Linked DNA regions of Homo sapiens: region 1 is linked to region 2. Evidence: chromatin contacts called from ENCODE Hi-C or POLR2A ChIA-PET data. All regions are on one chromosome and are shown on one strand. Each heading gives the region's core, a stretch centred on a gene start or an enhancer-like site at or near the end of the contact. The rest is flanking DNA. Distances are from core to core; before and after follow the strand shown.

Region 1 (6,290 bases), core at 986-3,485, 480 kb before region 2:
TTACTGGCAGTGTTACTTTGGACAAGTTACTTAATCTCTCTGTGCCTCAGGTTTCTCATCTGTAAAATAGAGTTTATAACAGTCCCTCCCTCATAGGGTTGTTGGAATGATTAAATGAATATAGGTAAAACACTAAACCAGTGACTAACACATGGCCACCACTATTATTATGATTACCATATTTCCTGGAACACATTAAGTATTCAAGCCACAGTTCCTCTCCCACCTACCTTAGGGCCACTGCATGATCCCTTGCCATGGATATATCTGAATGTGTGGAAATTTCCATTGCTACGACACTAAGTGAAGGCCCAGAATCTGAGGCTATGAGCCCATTGGGGATCCCTGTCCCTCTGGCTCACGGGGATCCTCCAGCATCTTGGGTAAGGGATCTGTATGTGCAGAGCTGGGGCATCCACAATGGACCAGGCAGGAAAAGGAAGCTAGAGAGTGTGTGATGGAAGCTCCCTGTAGACACTTTACTTGCAGTTTTGCAGGCCAGGAGAGGCACAGAGGGGCTCAACTTTTCTCATTGCAGTCCTGGATCACATCTGTCCACATCTGACCTCTTGCCTAACTAACTTGGTTCACAAGGAAATGCATGGTAAGGCTATGAATGTCTGTTATCTCAAAGTCGTCTATTCAAGGTGCTGCACTACTCTTCTACTATGGAGTATCACATATGGGATAAAAGCAGATCCCTACCCCTCATCACCAATAGCTGCCTTTGCCCCAAATATACGAGGTGCCCAAGGCAATCATCTCCAAGTGAGATGCCTTTTCTTGGAAAACAGGCTTTGCTTTCAGTGACCACCTCTTCATACTGGTATCTTTCTGACTCTTCAAAATCCATAAGTAAAATCAAGGGGATACCAGGATCAGCTCAGGTGCTATGGTAACCCAGGCACAGGAAGCCACTGAGGCTGGTGGCAGCATTTGGGGTAAGAACTAAACAGTTATGCACCAGGGTCTTCATCCCATTTAATTGCTTCAAACAATGCTTGGAAGTAATATTTTCCCCTCTTTTACAGACGAAGAAACAGGTACACAAGTGGTAATTTGCCCAAGGTCACAGAGCTAGGAAGAACCAGCATTCAAATTCTTAATTGTCTGATTCTAAACTCCATGCTTTGCTAAGACACTCCATTTGACATCAGCAACCTGGCACAGAATTCCTGACTGTGCTTCTTGTTTGCTGAAGATTTCAGCAACAGTGTTACTGATTCACTGTGGGCCACAGAGTGGGGGCCCTAGGCCAGTTGCCCTTCTTCACGCCTTTCTCTAGCAGGTGGCTGGAAGTAGGATCTGGAACAACTGCAAAAGTAGCTAGCAGTGGTCTTCTTCATAAGGCAGGGGGCTAAGTCATAATGTCCTGGAGTTCAGGTATGGAAAAGGACTTCAGAATGTCTGGAATCCTCTAAGTGGTCTTCTCCCTCCTTCTCCTTTTTCTTACCCGCCTACACACACACATACACACACACTCTCTCTCTCTCACATGCACACACACACGTGAGCACTGTCCACATGAAGCTTGCATCTGGTGGGAAGGCATGCCAACCGAGGTGTTGAAATCCATGGAGAGTCATGATTTGGCACCTGTGGAGTACTTTTCAGCACTTTGGAATGACAGCTTACTCGTCCACACAAACCCTTCCAGAAAGGTTGTGTCTGTGCCATTGTGGAGAGAGGAAATCAGAGCAAAGGCTATGGGTGGCCGTGGCCAAGCTGGAGCTGAACTTTTCACCTCTGCTCTGTGGTTGGAGCCAGGAGGCCTCTCACAGGTAGCTCCTGCTCCTGGTTGTGCTCTTCACAGTCCGGGTGACCTTGGGAAAGCCACTGCCCTTTTCAAGCTTAGCTTTCTCATCTGCAAAATAAGGGGTTTATTCAATGGCTCTCCACCAGGGCTCTCTGGGCCCACGGGGATCTAGAATTCAGTAATGGCAGTTAAGCAGGCATAATAACAGCTGCCATTTACTGAGGGCCTCCGACACATTTACTAGGTCCCTTGTGAATTATATCCCCAATGCTTAAAACAAAGCTGCAAAGTAGGGATGGCCACCTCATTTTACAGATGAGAAAAGTGAGCTTCCTAGAGGTCAAGGGGCTTGCTCAGAGTCACGTGGTAAATGATGGAGTTGGAATTCAAACCCTGGCTCATGTGTGTAACGATTACACCCCGTTCTCTCCTGGATTACACAATGAGCAGGGAAGTGGGTTTGCAGCTCCTCCATGGCAGCCCCATCAGCACTCAGCCCTGTGCTGTGATGAGTGGGTTCTGAGCAACAGTGTAGTGAAGATTCTGGTGGGCTTGATGATCTGAGTGGGCACAAGTGCTGGGTAGGCAAGGCAGCTTCCAGGGAAGGAGGCACAGAGCCAGCTGCTCTAGGACTGACCCCAGCGTTACGATAACGTGTCAAAGCAAGAGTTCAGTGGGAAAAAGGAGCAGGAGGCCCTTCTCACATTCCTCCCCACTCAGCACGGAGCTGCTGTCAGAGCCAATTGCCATCACAAGCATCTGCACCTTCCCTGCTCTCTTCTGAAGACAATGACCTACTTTTTGTTGTGTAGAAATGTATGCTAAGCCCCTCCCAGCAAATGCCTTCACAGTCTAGTTGTTACAGGTGGTAACTATTCCAATCACCTAACTAAAACCCAGTGTCCCAGTCGGGGTCCCCAAGACCCCTCCTGCCCCATCCTTGCCTCCCTCCCTAGTTTTTCTTTTGCCACCTGCACCAGCCATCTCCAGACATGCCATGCCCTTTAATCTTTCCTCTATAATAAAATCTGAAATAAAAAAAAAAAAGAACTATCTTGTCTCTTCCTGCATTGCCCTATTCAGGAAGAGGCAGGACAGTTCCTTTTTTTTTAAATTTCAAATTTTATTATAGATTAAAGGATATATGTGCAGATTTGTTACATGGGTAAATTGTGTGACACAGAGGCTTGGGGTCTCAACGATCCCATCATCCAGGCCAAAAGCATAGAACCCAACAGGTGTTTCTTCAGCCCATGCCCACCTCCCTCCCTCTCCTGTCTAGCAATCCCTAGTGTCTATTGTTCCCATCTTTACCACCATGTGTATTCAGTGCTTAGCTCCCTCTTATAAGTGAGAACATGCGATATTTGGTTTTCCATTCTTACGTTAGTTTGCTAGGATAATGACCTCCAGCTCCACCCATTTGCTGCAAAGGGCATGATTTTGTTCTTTTTTATGGCTGCATAGTATTCCAGGATAGTTCTGAGGTAAGTACAGCTCTCTGAAGGCACACCTTCTGTGGTCCTATTCTAGTTCCACAATGCTGTGTAACCTCGGGCAAGCGACTCAACCAATCTATGCCTCAGTTTTCTTGTCTTTGAAATGTGTACAACAGCACTATCTATATTGTAGGATTATTGTGAGGATTAAAGAGGAAAATCATATCTTAACACTACTTATAAGAAGCTCCCTAGGTGATTCTACCGTGCAGCCCAGGGTTAGGAACCACTGAATCAAACTATCATCTCCAAGAGGGTGGAGAAGGTGTCTTTTTGTGCTTAAAGTCCTTGGTGCTTAGAGAGCACAATGCCTGCTGCAATGTCAGCATCTTGGGAATAGTTTTTGAGTGGATGAATAATTCTATTTATTTGGAAGATTAAAATGTAAACAATCCTTTCTCTGAAGCCAGACAGCCAGCCACTATCATCAAGAACCAATTTCAAACCAGAACCAGTAAACCATGATCCTGATCATCAAGATGTTATGCTGGCTGAGGACTCCACTGTGAGACGCTGAGCTGAACTAAGCTCTGCCTTAGTAAATACGGTTGATATTTAATACTGACTCCTGGAAAACTAGGAACAATAGACTAAATGAGAGTCATGCAACACACAAAAGAGAAGGAGACTTCAATATGAGATAGATTTTTGGGCAGGTCAGTGTTTGGACATTTACTCTAGGATTCTTAGGTTTTTGTCAGGCTTCCAAGTTTCAAGGCCCATGCCAGGTTCAGACTTGAAATGGACAAATGCACTTCCTGAATCCTCACACCTAATTCCAGATGGGAACACTGGGAAATGTTTCTGACCAGCTGTACTGCTAGGACAGAAATTATTCTTAGCACAATGGCGTTGGTGGCAAGCCAGTTTATTTTTTTTATTTTTTTTTCCCGATGTGATTGATGTTCAAGTAGGCTGCCGAAAAAACCAGGAGAGCATTTCTATGTATGGAGGAGAAGGTTATGGGGGCATGATTCAGCATCTCAGTGTCATGTAGCATTTTGCTTTTTCTCCTGTGCTATGTCCTAGCAAGCCAAGCCTCATTCAAGGAACCATTAGCATATGGAGTAGAATGGGATTCAGTGAACAAGGCCTTAGTCAGGATTAGAAAAAAAAAAAAGCAGGTCATCTAGTGTCTTTATTTTATTTTATTTTATTTTATTTTATTATTTCATCCAGGCTGGAGTACACTGGTGTGATCCCAGCTCATTGCAACCTCCGTCTCCCGAGTTCAAGTGATTCTCCTGCCTCAGCCTCCTGAGGAGCTGGGATTATAGGCACACACCACCATGCCTGGCTAATTTTTATATTTTTAGTAGAGATTGGGTTTCACCATGTTGGCCAGGCTGGTATTGAACTCCTGACCTCAGGTGATCTGCCCACCTCAGCCTCCCAAAGTGCTGGGATTACAGGCGTGAGCCACCATGCCCGGCCCATCCAGTGTCTTTAGACAGAACTCAAATGGTAAACCAGAAGGGACAAAACTCTTTATGACAATAAGGAACACATTTTCCAGCTTGCACCCTGCAGCCAATCAATCCCAGGACAGCTAGGCTGTATTAAAATGCATAGAATGACCTGAAGTCAGGATAGGTCATGTGACAGAAAACAATGCCAGGTAAGGCAAAATCTAGAAAAAAAAAAGGCTGGGAGCAAATATTCCTCAAAGTCCACTCTGTGCCAGGTATTGTCATTCCCTGTTTACGGATGAGAAAACTGAAGTACAAAGAAGTTAAATAACCACTTCCATTATTAAGTGGCTGAACTGGGTTTTGAACTTGGATTGCAGACTCCAAAGTCTGTATCTTTCCCACTATGTCATGTTTTGGACCGGAGAGTGCCGACTCAACTCCCTGAAGGCCACCTTGGGTTGCCAGATAAGAGCAGGTAACTGACTGCACCTGGCCAGGGGAGTGAGCAAAGAGGCAGCAGTGGGAGGTGATCCCCTAATCAGGTGTTCTGATGCCAGTGTGTCCCTTGGCCTGGAATACTGGGAGTACATTCCCTGATCCAAGCCAAGTGGTGGCAGCTCTCTCAGGCAGTGGCACTGGATAGCACTTTGCTGCTGGCCACTGAGGTAGAGAGTATCAGGTCACACCCGCCTCTGCCAAGGGAACCTTGAAAGGGAAAACAGGCTCCGGGGACAGTGGAGGAACATGTCAGCAGATCCCACCGAACTGGGCCCAAGAAAGGCCTTTTTTCCAACCTAGAGAGGTACAAGGGAGAGCTAATGTGACAAGAAGTCCTAGCTTGCTGCCAAATGGACTTAGACGAGCAATAGCTGTTGGTCCCTTGGGTGGTCCCTGCACCCCTAGTCTATCTGCATGAACCAAGCTGGCTCTAAAATTTCATTCTAAGGAAAAGAGGGACCAGACACCACCAGCTGACCCCAGTGACTAAGGGCATTGGAAGTGACAGTGGGAGTTCTACAGAATGGCCAGTTCAGGATAATAGAGTTCTGGCCCTATCTCTTTATGACCAGAGGTGGGTTACTTTCATCCTTCCGAGTCTCAGTTTCTTCAGTGTAAAATAGGATAAAACTAATACCTCCCTCCAGTGGACCCTGAAGATGCTCTGCCCAGAGTACCATAGGTCCCTGTTCAGCGGCCCTCCCCTCCCCTGGCTTCCCTGTGCTTTGCTTCTAATGATCGGCACCTGTGAGCTTGCTCGGAGGCCTGCCCCTTCACCTATGCATGCAGAGAGCTGGTTGTGTCTGAGGGTTGACTCCCTGGGCAGCCTGTGGGTATATGAAAACCCAGCTCATTTGCCTTGCAGTGGGTGTAATTTAAGCTCCAGAACTCCCCACACAGTGCAGCTGAGGCTGGGACTCTGCCTGAAACCTCATCCTTGCTTGGCTGTATCCCTGTCCCTGTCCTACTCTCCTCTCCTTTACTGGTTTGTCCTGGGAGCCCTTCTTCAATAAGTCACAAATCCTCATCTTAGCGTCTGCCTCTGTGGAACCCAACCTGAGACACCACCCTGTTGGGTTATTGTGAAGATCAAATGACATCATTCATGTAAATTGCTTAGCTCAC
Region 2 (6,635 bases), core at 1,801-4,300:
TGAGCTCAGAGTGGCTCTTTCCCCAGTCAAGCCTCAGATGAGACCACAGCTCCCAGTTCCACTTTGATCGCAGCCTTATAAGACCCTACAGAGGACCCAAACTGAGCCATGTATGGATTCCTGACACACAGAAACTATGAGACAATAAACATGTATTTTAAGATATAAGTTTGTGCTAATACTGTTATACAGCAATAGATAACTATTATAGCCACATAAACCCCCATTGTTCACAAAAGTCTTCCAGGTTTGTCCTATTATTGTTCATTGGTTTCACAGGCATTCATAGAAGGAAACATCGCTAAGACGTGGTAATTCCAACGGCTTTAATGGGAGAAGCACTCTCCATTTGTTTTCAAAGCTGGAAGCAACTTTAAAGATACTAGGTAGTAGCACAGTAGTGGACAAAGTTATCTGGCCAGCATGCAATGGGAAAAGTTTCTTTTCCCAAACTGCCTCCTTATTTCCTCTAAGGAATGACATTTTCCATGTTGGATGGAGCCCAGTGGACTGTAAATGTAACATCCAGCCTGGGCCAGCCCCCCGGGATTGGATGTTCCATCTCATCCTAGCAGTGTTGTTCTTGCTGTCTGTCCCTGCTGCAACTGTTGCTGAGGCTCCTGCTTCCCAGCCTCTGAAGTGGCCATGGCACCAGCCCATCTTCAAACCAGATTTTCAGCCATCCGCTGAGTCTGGGCCTTTGCTATCCTTCCAAGAGTTTCTTTTGCTTAATGTTGCCAGTCATTTCTGTGGCTGGTAGCCAAAGGGCTCTTACCAGATCACAGAAGGAAACCCAGAGCAAAGGCTTCCTAGTTCTCAGACTAGTTGTTCCCTGTTCCCTGGGCCTGGCAAAAGTCAGCCAAAGAATGAATAGAAAAGGCCTTCAGAAATGCTTATCTCGCCAGGAAATGCAAGCAACTCACCTATGCTCAAGTGGATGTAAAGTACAATTTCAGATACCAGAAAGGGAAGTAGTTGAACTAATAGATTCAAGAAACCCAGGAAACTCAAGCAATAGAATTTGATGAAAAAAAAATTTGTTAATCGACTTTAAAGCAAGTTCTCTCAGTCTTGTCCTTCCCAAGTGATTAGTGTTTCTGAAGATAAAGGATAAAGAGATTTTCAGAACTTAAAGCAGATAAGCTGCCTGAGCAATCCTACTAATTATATAAAAGAATGTGAGTTGACTGCAGATTCTTTACAGTACTTATCAGTAGTAGTTTTCATATCTTGAGGGCTTAAAATAAGAGATAAGCTCAAAGGAAATGTGTTATTATTTTAGGTTGACAAAAGGTATCAATTTCTTAGTCAACTTTTTAGGAAGTAGTTTTACATTTTAGTCTCCCATTTGAGTGAACACAGGCCAGTGACTTGCTCAATCAAATCAGCGGCTAAATGAGGACTTGTTATGATTGTCAACATTTTGTAGAAAAATGTAGGTAAGGAATATATTATCGTGTCCTCCAGCAGTCAAGTAATCAAGTGCATTTTTAAAAGGCCCTGTATATACTGAATTCTTTTTCAAGTATTTACTAGTTTTTACCATATGCTCAGCACTGTGTCATGCAAAACAATGCCTATATTATCCTATTTTGTTTCATAAAAATATCCTCTATGTGTGAATCTTCTAGAAGTTCATCGTGAATAAGAACAATTTTGTTACTATGAATTAAAATCTTTCTAAAATGATAATATAGCTCCCCATTTCCTAAATAGAGCACTGTACTTTGACTATAATTTAAACTTTTCTTCACATTTCAGAAATTCATGAGCACTGTTGCTTTGTTAAATTCAAATTCAACAAACACAGTTTAAGCCACCTATGATACCGTAATGCCTTCAGGGGCTAATAAATGTATAGGTCCACATCTTTTTCAAATTAATGGCTCCAGAATATTTTCCTTTTCAAGTTCTTTTTTTTTTTTTGTGGTTGTCTGTCTCCAACTTTGATATCAGCTTCTACTTGTCTTGCCCCTCTATCCTACCTTATGTATTATTTATATCTCAGATAGACATGTATATGTATATATGTTTTTATATGACTTTAAGTACATATATCTAAAAATATTATATGTAGCATCTCTTTTGCTTTATATGAATATGTACAGATATGTATTTATATGTAAAGATTCATGAGTACATATATATGTTTGCTTCCCTCCTATATGGCAAAATACCTTTATGGAATTGTAATTTATCTCTTCTGACCCAGGAAAATTGAAGGATCCCCAGGGAACTCATGTTACCAAACTCACTTTTCTAAACCAATAGATCTTGCATGTCCAAGTCAATAGATTTTGGTCTAACTGCCTAAGAAGGGCTCCATCCCTCTCCTGCAGGAAAAGGCTATGAATTGATGGCAGATGTTTCCCATGCCAATCAGTGTTTTTTATCACTATCCAACAAACTGGAACTTGTCAATACTTGCAACTAGGACCACGATGAAATGCCAGGAATGCTAAATATAAATTACATACCTATATTCATTATCAAAATTCAACACTTCCAGCGGCGTCCAAGGGAGAGAATACACTCATGGGCTCTTAGTTTCTATTTCTAGTTGAACCAGTAAAGCCCCTTTCTCACCCCTCTTTTCTGCTTATCACTAGAGACAGAAACTAAAAACCATAGCTTCAGGCTGCTCAAAGCCTAAAACTAAACAAAACAGAACAACAGCAAAATAAGGCGGGTTGAACAAGTTGGAGTTTGATAAAGTCATTTCTACCTGGAGACATTCTGAGAAAGAGGACAGGTCCTATATGACCCAGGGGAACAAGTGGCACTTGGGAGAGAAAAGGAATAATTTTTATTGAGCATCTACTATTATATCTACTTCCAAAGAGTATTGCGAGGTAGTTATTATTGGCCCCATTTTGAGGAAGTTAATTTCAGAAAGCTTGAGGGACAGACCCTGTGCAGCGCCAGCGTGTGCGTGCAGCTGTGCCTGGAGCTGAGGCCCGCACTCCAGAGCTTGGGCCGCCTGGCATCGTCATGCGTGTTCAGACTGTGGTGAGGCAGGCTGATTCCAGATTGTTCATGGCAAATGAGAACAGTGCTTCCATGGCATTAGTCCCAAGGCGTGGCCGCTGTTGCTATTTCAGGCTCTAAACTTGAGGTGATTTATTCCGTATCAAGTTGCTTAAGCCAGAACATTTCACGAAAACCCCTTCATGTTATGGTTGTGATTTTGAGCACCAAAGAGGAGTTTGCACACCATGTTGGAGGGAGAAAGGAAACAACCACCATTCCTCTCAGAAGGCCAGGGCAATGTGATGCAATGACGACACAAAAGTGTCCCTGACTCCAGCTGCCTGGCTGTCCTCCAGGTTTTGTCCACAGCCTCCTCCTGAGGGCGGGTCCTGCTGAAGAGCAGCTGCTCCAGCCCTGTCACCAGAAGCTTCCATGCAGACCCACAGAGGCACCAACCCCCTATATATTCCTCTACCACCAGCTCCTCCCGCACAGTCCCTCTGTGGTGGCTGGACATGCTCAGCTTCTCAGATTGTCCGGTTTGCGACTCCGATCTTCCAACGAGCCCTTTCCAACCTTTATTCCCCCAGTTTCTCTCACAATTGTGTAAGATCTGATTTCTGTAAGAAATCATTTACTTCATAACTCATAGAGATTCCGCTTCACCTGATTAAGCCCTGGCTATACAATACCATGTGGCACTTTTGAGAGGAAATGGGGCGAAAAAATTTCCAGAGAGAGCCAAGGGCCATCCACTTCCCAGTGCCCAGAGAATACGATGTGCCAGCAAGTTGGCACTTTGCAAGTTCTGAGCCATTTTAGTTGCCAGTATTTTCATAGCTGCAAATCCAGGAGCTGAAACATTTTAGGTCAAAGCACCCTTTACAAATGCCTTGCATGGAGCTCAGCCACTGCCAACTGCAGCTATCTGACCTGTTGTTGTTAACATGCTCAGAGGCTCTGCATCCAACATCTCACTTGACTCAACTCAGAGAAGTAAGACATGCACAACCTAGGAGCCAAAATCTGGCTTCAAGCCCCAGTTCAGACTCGCTAATAAGGCACTTAACCTGTCAGGGCTGGTTTCCTCTTGCATCCTTATAGAAGTGATCCCAAGGAGATGATTTCTGAGGTCCTTAGAAATAAATTTTTATGAAAAGCAAATTCAAACTCTCTGGCGATTCCTAGCACATAAGCAGAACCTGCGCTCAACCAAAAGAGTTTTATCAAATGTATGGGAAAGAGCTGATCCTAGGGAGGAAAGGAGGCTCTTAATGAAACCACTAATCTTCGGACTTGAGCACACATGATATTCCTCTTGGCAAACACTATATAAGGCAGATTTAAATTTTATTGCCGCTATTATTGCAAGAAGTTGTTATTTCCATGAAACTAATCTTACAGATTGGGAGACCATCCGTTCTCCTTTTGGTTTTAATATCTTGACCTTGCTATCAGTTACATATTTTTAATCTTCTCTGGGACCTTTGTCAAGATGACCTATGTGATCTACAGCTTCAGCTGAAATTTTGAGAGAAATGAATAGAATGGCACCTCATTAACAAGCATCTTTGTGAATGGGATATTCTGAATAATATAGAGCCTAAGGATCTCAGGGCTGGAAAGGACCCTGGAGATCGTCTTATCCAGGGCTTCACAAACTTCCAAGCTTAACCCTGACTTTGGGCCCCCAAATCAGTCCCAGGTTGGCTGTATTAGAAACACCAGAAAGCATCTTTGACAGATTCTTGGGCTTCTAATGGAGATGGGTCTAGGGTAGAACCCTTAAATCTATATTATTTCAAGCTTCCCAGGAAGCCAGCCATGGTAGCTTACACCTGTAATGCCAGCATTTTGTGTGTCCGAGGCAGGAAGATCACTTGAGCCCAGGAATTTGAGACCAGCCTGAGCAACATAGTGAGACCCATTTCTACAAAAAATATTTTAAAAATTACCTGGTCATGGTGGTGCATGCCTGTAATCCCAACTACTCAGAAGGCTGAGGTGGGAGGATCACTTAAACCTAGAAGGTAGAGGATACTGTGAGCCATGATTATACCACGGCACTCCAGCCTGGGTGACAGAGTAAGATCCTGTCTCAAAAAAATTATGTAAATAAACAAACAAAGTGTCTCTGGTAATTCTGATTTGTTGCTAGGTTTGATGACTAATGATCTGGGAAAATCACTGTCCAGTATTTAAATTGCCATTACAGAACTAGTGCTAAACACGACAAAGTAAGCCCATTACAGCCTATCTCCTCCACTGATTATAACTAAAATCTCTGGGCAGAATACAAACACTATTACCTGAGAGAAGAATAGCTTGTATGCCAGGGAGCTTACTGGGTTTTTCTTTCCTTCTTTACCTCTTGGCTTTGACATTGGAACCACCACCCTCAGAAGGCAAGACACAACTTGTGGTATGAACTTAACCAGCCTGGTTGCCTACCAAAATAAACAAAAGTCAACATTCTCCGGATTATTTTAACAGCACCTTTGACTTGTTTCCAGAACATACAACAAACTCTCAAAACTCTACAATAAGAAAACAATCCAATTTTTAGATGGATAAAAGATTTGAATAGTCACTTCACTGAACAAGATGTATAGTTAGCAAAAAAGCACGTTAAAAAATGCTCAACATCAGCCGGGCGCTGTGGCTCACGCCGGTAATCCTAGCACTTTGGAGGCTGAAGCAGGCCGATCACAAGTTCAGGAGATCAAGACCATCCTGGCTAACACGGTGAAACCCTGTCTCTACTAAAAATACAAAAATTAGCTGTACGTGGTGGTGTATGCCTGTAATCCCAGCTACTTGGGAGGCTGAGGCAGAAGAATCACTTGAACCAGGGAGTCAGAGGTTGCAGTGAGCTGGGATAGCGCCACTGCACTCCAGCCTGGTGACAGAGAGACTCCGTCTAAAAAAAAAAAAAAAAAAAAAAAGCTCACCATCATTATTTATTTATTAGAGAAATGCAAATTAACATCACACTGAAATACCACTACACATCTGTTAAAATGGCTAAAACTTAAGAAACAGCAAAATGAGATTGATCACAGCAAACGCTGGTGAAGATGCAGAGCAACTGGACGTGGTTAGTGGGAACCCACAGGCACTTTGAAACATGATTCGGGAGTTTCTTATGAACTTGCACATAGACTTACCATATGACCCAGAAATTCCACTCAGATATTTACCTTCAAAAATGAAGAGTTATGTGTACAAAAAACAATGCTGTATATTAATATTTGTAGCATATTTATTCATAATTGCCCCCAAACTGGAAACAAACCAAATAACAGCCCTTTATCCTGCTTGGTGTTCTCTGAGCTTCCTGTATTTGTAGTTTGGTGTCTGACATTAATTTTGGGAACTTTTCAGTCTTTACTGCTTCAAGAATTTCCTCTGTTTCTTTTTCTCTCTTCATCTGGTGTTCTCATTGTATGTTCTTTAAATCTTTTATAATTGTCCTACAGTTCTTGGATATTATGTTCCACTTATCATAAGTCTTTTTTTCCTTTGCTTTTCAGTTTGGGAAGTTTCTATTGACATAGCCTCAAGCTCACTGATCCTTTCATCAGCTGTGTCCAGTTGGCTAGTAAGCCCATCAAAGTCCTTCATTTTGATTACAGAGTTGATTTCTAACATTTATTTTATATTCT

What was found. Hi-C counts contacts between places; a loop is a spot of excess contacts on that map. ChIA-PET counts read pairs that join two places held with the same protein, here RNA polymerase II (POLR2A).
Region 1: a loop to region 2 is called in a map of gastrocnemius medialis, with 2.4 times the contacts of the local background. The contact joins two enhancer-like sites. A Hi-C loop is called at or near these places in 1 of 168 maps with a recorded cell type or tissue (gastrocnemius medialis). POLR2A ChIA-PET finds 5 or more read pairs at or near these places in 1 of 52 experiments (naive thymus-derived CD4-positive, alpha-beta T cell).

The regions. Positions count from the first base shown.
Region 1 is chr11:19,694,021-19,700,310 of GRCh38, reverse strand. It overlaps a transcript of NAV2 not described here. Among named protein-coding and RNA genes, the nearest start is that of NAV2, 16 kb to the left of the region's middle. RefSeq lists a silencer at 2,415-2,578. Within about 2 kb of position 2,235, at least 7 of the 41 ENCODE cell types and tissues checked have a DNase peak (open chromatin) inside an H3K27ac peak, as active enhancers do; they include gastrocnemius medialis, where a contact is called at or near this core.
Region 2 is chr11:19,215,651-19,222,285 of GRCh38, reverse strand. The region is part of intron 1 of CSRP3-AS1 (CSRP3 and E2F8 antisense RNA 1); the gene reads right to left. Among named protein-coding and RNA genes, the nearest start is that of CSRP3, 17 kb to the right of the region's middle. Within about 2 kb of position 3,050, at least 5 of the 41 ENCODE cell types and tissues checked have a DNase peak (open chromatin) inside an H3K27ac peak, as active enhancers do; they include gastrocnemius medialis, where a contact is called at or near this core.